Linked DNA regions of Homo sapiens: region 2 is linked to region 1. A link is an interaction called in ENCODE POLR2A ChIA-PET data of the cell type or tissue named here. Cell type or tissue: PC-3. All regions are shown on one strand. Each heading gives the region's core, and the rest is flanking DNA. Links, peaks and the distances in the headings are about the cores only. Region 1 has its middle 62 kb from the start of CTTNBP2. Region 2 has its middle 100 kb from the start of LSM8.

Evidence for each region. Peaks named below come from ENCODE experiments on the same cell type or tissue, not always from the same donor. Only the 100,000 strongest peaks of a DNase experiment are listed, where the experiment ranks them.
Region 2: POLR2A ChIA-PET joins it to region 1 with 5 read pairs; 2 of 35 experiments call an interaction of 5 or more read pairs at or near these places.

The regions. Positions count from the first base shown.
Region 1 is chr7:117,932,963-117,937,367 of GRCh38, reverse strand. No RefSeq gene overlaps it. Among named protein-coding and RNA genes, the nearest start is that of CTTNBP2, 62 kb to the right of the region's middle. In PC-3, for the core only: no CTCF peak of the experiment used is centred there; no DNase peak of the experiment used is centred there.
Region 2 is chr7:118,078,460-118,082,864 of GRCh38, reverse strand. No RefSeq gene overlaps it. Among named protein-coding and RNA genes, the nearest start is that of LSM8, 100 kb to the left of the region's middle. In PC-3, for the core only: no CTCF peak of the experiment used is centred there; a DNase peak (open chromatin) is centred at 1,684.

The DNA.
Region 1 (4,405 bases), core at 269-4,268:
TTGAATCAGAAATATTGACATTGTCTGACTTATTCGATTTGCCTGTATTACAGAGGCCCAGCGTTCATTGGATTATTGTGCACTCTTGTGCTCATGAGCTTCAGTAGGGACTATTAATAAAGACCAAGTCTGAACATGTTTATTCCCATTGGTCTGAAGTACTACACTCAATTTGTTTGTAGAAGCTTTGAGATCTGTATAGTAAGTATATCATGAAAAGGTAGGATGTTCTTTTTTTTTTTTTTTTTTTTTTTTGAGACCAAGTTTCATTCTCGTTGCCCAGGCTGGAGTGCAATGGCAGGATCTCCGCCCACTGCAACCTCTGCCTCCCAGATTCAAGTGATTCTCCTCCTTCAGCCTCCTGAGTAGCTGGGATTACAGGCGTCTGCCGCCACACCTGGCTAATTTTTTGTATTTTTAGTAGAGACAGGGGTTTTGCCATGTTTGCCAGGCTGGTCTTGAGCTCCTAACCTCAGGTGATCCACCTGCCTCGGCCTCCCGAAGTGCTGGAATTACAGGCGTGAGCCACCACACCCGGCTGGATGTTCTTTTTACCAGTGTCTTCCTGATATCTGTTCTTTGCCATAAAATTATCTTTCATGATAGAAAGATGGAGAATAAAGCAAATTTTGACCATTCTCTCCAGGGTCATTTTAATCAGCCTACTGCCTTAGTATTTACAATATCAACAGCATTCATTTGGAAAAGTTCCTTTTAGTCATCCTAAAGAAATGAACCATTAGAAACGCAATCAGGGATCATGAGCTTGGGTATTGTAAACAGCCATGCTTTCAGTCTTGATATTTTTAAGAATATTCATATTATTGAACTAGAAAAATATTACTTATTAGCAGTATTAAACTGGTTATCATTTAAAATTCATATAATTTTTCCTTTCAGCTAAAAATGTGAGGTAATAGGGACTGAGCCATCTCTTGCAGGAATGAGGACTGGCCACACAAGACAAAGAGGAATCCGTTGTTCTGCCTCGGGTCCAACTTCAAATTAGTAAGAAAGGGCCCTAGAGAAGGGAAAGGTTCTTAGAAGAGGCATTTATGAGCCCCTATCAAATCAATAGAAGCCTCACAGGATTCCTCTTTGTTTCGGACAAAGCCAGGACCTGTAAGTCAAGGGCCACGGTTGTTGAGATTTTGCAGCCTTCAGGAGAATGTTTGTAAAATATGTCAGTTACATTTGTTATCCCCTGTTCATTTCTTATTCTGAGTTGTAGTGAAACCCTTAAAACTAAATGGGAGGCATGAAGGATGCTGGAGGGCTATGGAAGAGCCTCCAAGAGCAAGTGATGGCAAGGAAAGAATGTAACTGAGATCTATAAGGCAGACCACCAGAAAGGGAGGCTGGAAATCGAGCATGGGCTGATGCTGTGGTCCACAGGTGGAATTTCTTCCTCCTCAGGGAAGCCTCGGTTCTGCTCTTAAGGCCTTTCAACTGACTATATCAGGACCATGTCAACTATTGAGGATAATCTGCTTTACTTAAAATCAGCTGATTATACATATCAATCACATCTACAACATACCTTCACAAAAACACCTTGTTTCATGTTTGATTGAGTAGCTGGGTATTACAGCATAGCCAAGTTGACACACAAAGTGTCCTTCAGTTGGGTGCAATGGCTCACTCCTGTAATCCCAGCACTTTGGGAGGCCAAGGAGGCTGGATCACCTGAGGTCAGGAGTTTGAGACCAGACTGGCCAACATGGCAAAACCCTGTCTCTACTAAAAATACAAAAATTAGCCCAACGTGGTGGTGCGCACCTGTAATCCCAGCTACTTGGGAGGCTGAGACAGGAAAATTGCTTGAACCGGGAGGCAGAGGTTGTAGTGAGCTGAGATTGTGCCACTACACTCCAGCTGTGTTGCTCTACGCAACAGAGCAAGACTCCGTCTCAAAAAAAAAAAAGAAGTGTCCTTCATAATGCACCCCTTGTCGTCTTGGCACCCATACATATCTCCTTAAACCATACCTGGCCTTCAAATAAAGATAATAACAAAGTCATTCTTCCACTTAACTTGATAAAACTATCCTACATAAAACTGAAAACATAATAATCTTTTTCCAGAAGAGGATGCAAAGTCCTTGGGTGATACTCACTTTCTCTTTGATATCCTGTTACTTAAATACAGAGATATAAAGTTAACTTATTAATATATCTTATGTTAGATGATAAGGGAGGGAAGAAACATATATACATATATATACACACACACATATATATATAACATAAGATATATTAATATATGTATTATATATACATATATGTATGTATATATGTATATGTATATATGTTTCTTCCCTCCCTTATCTATATACATATACATCTATATCGTTATACATATACATTATATATGTGTATATATATATGTATAATCTCCTACTGGTTTTGTTTCTCTGGTGAGATGCTAATCCAGATGTTGGTACAAGAGTAGGGTTCTGGTATTTAAAATGATATTACATTTCCTGTAGCCTGATAAAGTATATCTATTATTATAACTTATGTTTCTGAGAGCTTTAAACTACTTCCCTATTTTTATGCAATCATTTTAAAGATTATGGCTAGATCTAATTTAGGTTTGTTGATCATTGAATCTAAATTCAAGAGATGAAAGCAACATTAATTCCAAAGGAGAAATTTTGTATTTAGAGGTGGAGGTATGAGGGGTATTTTATTATAATGTCCTTGTTATCAAAAAGTGTCTTTATTCATGTGTGTGCTGCATTGAACAGCAGTGTCTCTCAAAGTTTGTCAACTGGAAAAAAAAACTGAAACCTATTTTTCTGGAGGAAATTTGGAGATGTCATTAATAATTTATGATTGGCAAAAGGTTTTGCTTATTTGTTGAGGATTTGAGCTCTCTTTAAAAGTTCGTTTCAAAGGAACAAATACTTTGAATAATAATTATCTTATTAAATATTATCTGGGTATGTTTAACTAAACCAGGTGAGGAAAACATGGTGTTGTTTAATTGTCAATAGATTGATACAAGATTGGATCAACATTTGATGTGTATAATTTTGGTAGCAGAGGTTTTGTGGGTTTTTTGAAGTTCAGTTTTTCTCTCCAAAAAATACCTAAAATTGTGGAAGTGCCTTTGGGTAGAGGCTGGAATAATTTTGAGGACCATGATAGGAAAAAACCTAGATGGTGGGGTGCAGCAGCTTACGCCTGTAATCCCAGCACTTTGGAAGCCCAAGGCAAGCAGATCACTTGAGGTCAGGAGTTTGAGACCAGCCTGGCCAACATGGCAAAACCCCATCTCTACCAAACAACACAAAAATTAGCCAGGTATGGTGGTGCATGCCTGCAGTCCCAGCTACTCAAGAGACTGAGGTGGGAGAATCTCTTGAAACTGGAAGGTGAAGGCTGCAGTGAGCTGAGATCGGGCCACTGCACTCCAGCCTGGGCAACAGAGTGAGACCATGTCTCAAAAAAAAAAAAAAAAAAAAAAAAAAAAAAAAAAAGAAAAGAAAAAGAAAAGAAAGAGAAAAGAAAAAAACCCTAGATCATATTGAACAAGACTATTGATAGAAATATGGATTTCAAAGATGACAATGGTGAGGCTCAGAAGGAAGTGAAGAACGTCGTAGAGAAAGTTTTTATTGTCTTATATAATACATATACAACCATGAACAGAATATTGGTAAAAATATGAAATTAAAGGCACTGCTAGTGAGAACTCAGTCAGAAATGAAGAATATATTATTAAAAACTGGAGGAAAAGAAATTTTTTTATATAGTGGCAGAAACTGTAAGTCTGAATTGTGTTCTATAGTTGTGTGGAAAGCATAACTTGTATGCGATAAACTTGGATATTTAGCTGAAATTTCCAAGAAAAGTGTTGACAATGTGACTTTGTTTATTCTTGCTGCTTTTAGTAAAATGTGTGAGGAAAGAGAAATTTGATGTAGGAACTATTAAGCAAAAAGGAACCAGCATTTGGTGATTTGAGAGGTACTCAGCCTATTCATATTGCAAAGGATGCTAAAATTAGGAGATTCACTGTTGAGAATGCATGCTCTGGAGAGAATTCTAAGAGTTTGGCTGGACAACCTTTTGCTGAAGAGATTAGATGTGTTACTCATGAATTCACTCAATCACTCAGAAAGAGCTAGGAATAGAAACAGGATTATCCAGGAAAGATCTGTGGAGTGCCATGCTCTCTAATGGCATAGATCTCCATAACATACACAGGAGACCCACAGGGTTTTTGATACTGTTGTATAAGCAGAAACCCTGCCAGCACCGACTGAAGGGAAGAGAGGTAGGGCAAGTGAAAGAGGGCTGATGGACTTTTAAAATCCTATACTCAGGAAATGAGTTGATAGAACTACTCAGCTTAACTTTGTTTAAACATGAATCCTTCAAAAAATAAAAAGGAAGGA
Region 2 (4,405 bases), core at 137-4,136, 150 kb before region 1:
TGTGGTTTCAATTGACTGGCAGCTTTGAAGTAGCTTTTCTATGTGGATTTTAATCAAATGGAAACAACAGGAGAAATAAAGTGCTTTCTTAGGGTTTTCTGATACATGAAAAGAATTGGTGGTTTGGCTTTTCTACAGAAACTAAAATAAAAATTTAACCCTTTGACCCCTTCACAGGCTAACTAAATCATGCTCTGCTGAAGTAAACATGCAGTAAAGCTAAAGCCCAGAGGGTAATCACCCCAGTCTCTGGGGTAATCTTACACTCTGGGCCTGATTATTTCTAATTTAAGAGATGATTAAATGTACTTCAGTATATAGCCTTTGCCATCCTCCTCCTTTTCTGCAGATACACATGTACACAATAATTTTTACAGAAAATAAAATGTTATGAAGTAATATTTTGCCTCAAAAAATGACTGAAAGTAAATAAGAAAATATTAGTTGTTATTTATTCTAGTTAGAGGGTAGAGGGAATATAGGCATTGTGTTATTCTTATGCTTTTCTAAGAGCTTTAAATATTTCAAAAGAACTTTTTGCTGATTTCAGTTTTTTATTTTAACATTATTTTGTAATTACAGAATAATTGCAAGAATAGTAGAAAAGTTCCTATATACCCTTTGCTCATATTCTCAAAAATTAGCATTTTATCACATTACCTTTAGCACTCAGTCTTTATACATATAGAGGTTTATTTTTCCTGAACCATTTGAGGGTAAGTTGTATATCCTTTTTCCCATAAATACTTCAGTGTATGTTTACTGAAAATCAAGGACATTCTCTTACATTACGACAGCACAATTAACAAAATCCGAAAATGAATACAATATTAGTATTGTGGTGATAAAATACTGGTTGCTAATCTACAGACTGTACTCAAATTTTTCCAACTGTCAATAATGTTCTTTGTAAAGAAAGGAAATTCTGGATTATGAGTGTATTTGACTATCAAATCTACTCAGTCTTCTTTAATCTGGAAGAATTCTTTAGTCTTCCCATGTCTGTTATGACTCTGGCATTTTTGAAGAGTATGAACCAGCTATTTTTTGTAAAATGCCCTTAAACTTGGGTCCTCAAAAAAAATTGTTTTACGGTTCTAGAGACAATTTGTTCCTGTTTCTTAAGCTATTAAAACTGCATTTAAAATTGCATGCACTTACCCTCCATCAGAACTAATTCTCTTCTATATCTTCTTTCCGTAAAAGTTTTTATCAGTTACCAGTCGTTCAATCCAAAAACCTGGGAATTACCCTTCTTCTCCTCATTCAGCCTTCATGGCAGAGATTATATCTTATAAACACGGTTTTGTCATCCTCTCCTCTTCTTCCTCCCCACCACTATTCCTGAGTTTGAGTATGCCTCCTTTCAGTAGCCTCTAGGTCATCTCCAGTCTGCACCAACTCACCCCGTGTCAGTGCTTCATCCCTAAAGCTCTCAAAACAATTCTTTAAATCTCAAATAGAAGTCTTTTGGAGTTTCCTCACCATTTAAGATACTTCAAAGATTATACAGAGTTTGTGGAATAAATTACAAATGTCTTTTTAGTGCATCCCAAGCCTACCTTGGGGGCTTTAACTCCCAGCAAGCCACACCTCCAAAGCCAAGCCACACCTCCAAGCCACACCTCCAATGCGTCTGTCATACTGAACTTCTTGGAAATTCCCAACCAACCCCATTGGTTTATGACTCATAGTCTCTGCATATGCTGTTCCTTTGGCCTGAAACATGCTCCTCCCTCCCCACCCACACATTCTTTTTTATACAGCTGTGTTTTTTTCTATTAAAACTCACCTCAAGTAGCACTTCCTTAGCCAGGACTTCCCTATCTTTATCCTCCACCGCTAATCCATCCAATCCAACAGAAGCTTGTCTTTTTTTTTCTCTGCTCTCTGCGGGGAGAGGGAGCAAGTTTATGACGAGTAAAACCATCAAAGAACATTTCCTCATAGATGAAACCATTCCTGAACCAAACTAACAGTCCAGAAGCCAGAACTCAACTGTGTCACCCTAAAAAGCATAAAGAGTTTACTGATTTTATTCTCCCTATTTTGCCCTGCAAAAGTTAGCTTCATTTATGACTACTCTAACATGTATTTACCTGTATGTCTGATTATGTGAAGTTTCTTATGATTTTGCTGTTATACTTTAAGCTCTCAAACTGAGGGTTTTCCTCCTGGAAGTGGACCCCTGTTCGTCTTTTTAAAATCACTTCACTACTAATTGTCATAGATATTGGAATTGTAAGAATAGTGAATGGTAGCAATGTTACCACTGTAAAGATTAATTACCTAGGAAAAAAGTTCCATGTGATTATTATTGTCAATGTGTTTCGGAAAGCACAATTGGTTGTTATAAATGGTTTATGGGTACCTGGCTAGGCGTTCTCTATTCTAGGTCATTTTGCGCCTAGCAGCTGCCTAGAACGCAATAAATATTTGTGAACTAAATAGTGCCTTTGTCAAGCCTAAGATCCAATCAAGGCTGTGAAGAAATGGAGAAACTATTATTCAAGTTTTCTGCCTCAAAGAAAATACTCAGTGCTGTAGGCATTAAAACCAATTTTGACATACTTTCACCCAGACTCCTGAAACTGTGGCCAAAGTCTTGCACTGAGCTTGTGTTTGCTGTAAACTTACTCCAGCTTGTGTTTCATTCCTAATTTTCTTTCCTGCAAGTCACTGATTTTCTGCTTTCACATGAGAATCATCTAGGATGCTTTGAAAAAAAATACTGATGCCTGGGACCCACCCCTAGAGGTTCTGATTTGACTATCTCCAGCACTAGTATTTTTGGAAATTGAGCATTTTAATACAAAGTGCCAGTTGAAAATGACAGCTGGAAAAGAATCTATATTCTTTCTGTGTGATGTTAGAAGAAAAAAATCTTTTATAATTTCACTGTTGTGTAAGTTGGGTTTACTTTTTAGAGTTTGCATGGGGCTACCATGCTAGTTAGACCTTGCATAATCATCTTTTATGTAGATACAGACATCACTATGTTTAGCATATGATTTTTTAGAGAACAGCAACATGGAAACCCTAGAGAGATTTGACATTTAATCATTTGAAACTCCACATAAGAGTTCTGGAAAAACATCAGTATAATTATAACACTGAAGTTATCATTGCTTAAATAAAGACATATCCTAAACTTCCATAGTTTTTTTGAGTTATACTATGAAAACTACTAATGGGCTTTTATGAGTTCTAGGAAAAATAAAATAGCTAGGAACTCTAGTAGCTAAGAATCTGAACACAGTTTAAAGTAGATAGAAGGCCTTTAACTGATGAATGATTGTTGAGTCATCTAGTTCTTTTTCAAGTGGCCACATGTCTAGTCTTTCATGAAATAAGGAGTTTTCACTGATAGAAAAATAAAACAATTAACTTTTAAACTATCAAATTGCATAGCAATTGCAAAACAAAACTTGTTAAATAGCACTGGTTCTTTTGCTGATGTATAGTTTAGATGTCAATCCAAAACTCGAAATTGGAAAACACATTCTTTTTATTAGATTTCATTGTTTTTCCATATTGCAGTTGCTTTTTTGTTTTTCAAATTATACTCTAAATTCATAGTCTATTTCAGCTGGACACATGAAAAGATTAAAGAAAGTCTGAACAAATTATAGTTAGATTTGGCAAGGTTTGACACCAGATTAATGAATTACAAAGTAAAAGTAGGGTTATGAACATTTTTACTATGTTTGAAGTAACTCAAACTGTACCTAGGGAGAATTGAGAGTGCTTAAAATAATTTATAATGGGCCAAATTCAAGTCCCTGATTCTAAGATGCTAATAGGAAAACCATCTTAAATAATATTATTATCATTTAGTTGTAAATGAGTTGGAAACATGTATTCTGTTTTTATTAAAACACAATTATTAAAAGACTGGCAAAAGTGTAGAAGAGAACAAAGGAGTGGCCGGTCTTCAATTGACACTTGCGCACACACGGATGCTCGTCTTGATTTGACCTTTTCAGATGGGCCCAAACTTCTTGGCATAATGTTCCAGTGGAAATACTGTTTCTAAGTATTCTCTGCCAGCAAACAAGGAAAGTGCTGGTAAATTGATCAATGGTTGTAATACGCATACTGTTTACAAAACTAATGGGAAAGTCTCCAATGTGTCCTGTATCACCAAATTGGAACATAATGATTGTAAACACACAATGAAAGAGCTGCTTTGGAGGTTGTGTGACTTATTTGATAATATCCATCCTGTGGGAACTCCCTTGCTTGGCACCCAGTTATCTTCCCCCTTTGGCTCTGACTTTATGGTTGGGAGGTATAAGAGACAATTTGCTGCTAGGATTTCAAATTTTAAATCACAGCTCATTTACAGGAGGAATTGCTGTTTCTGTGGCTCTGCCTGCAGAGTATTCAAATATCCCATTTTATT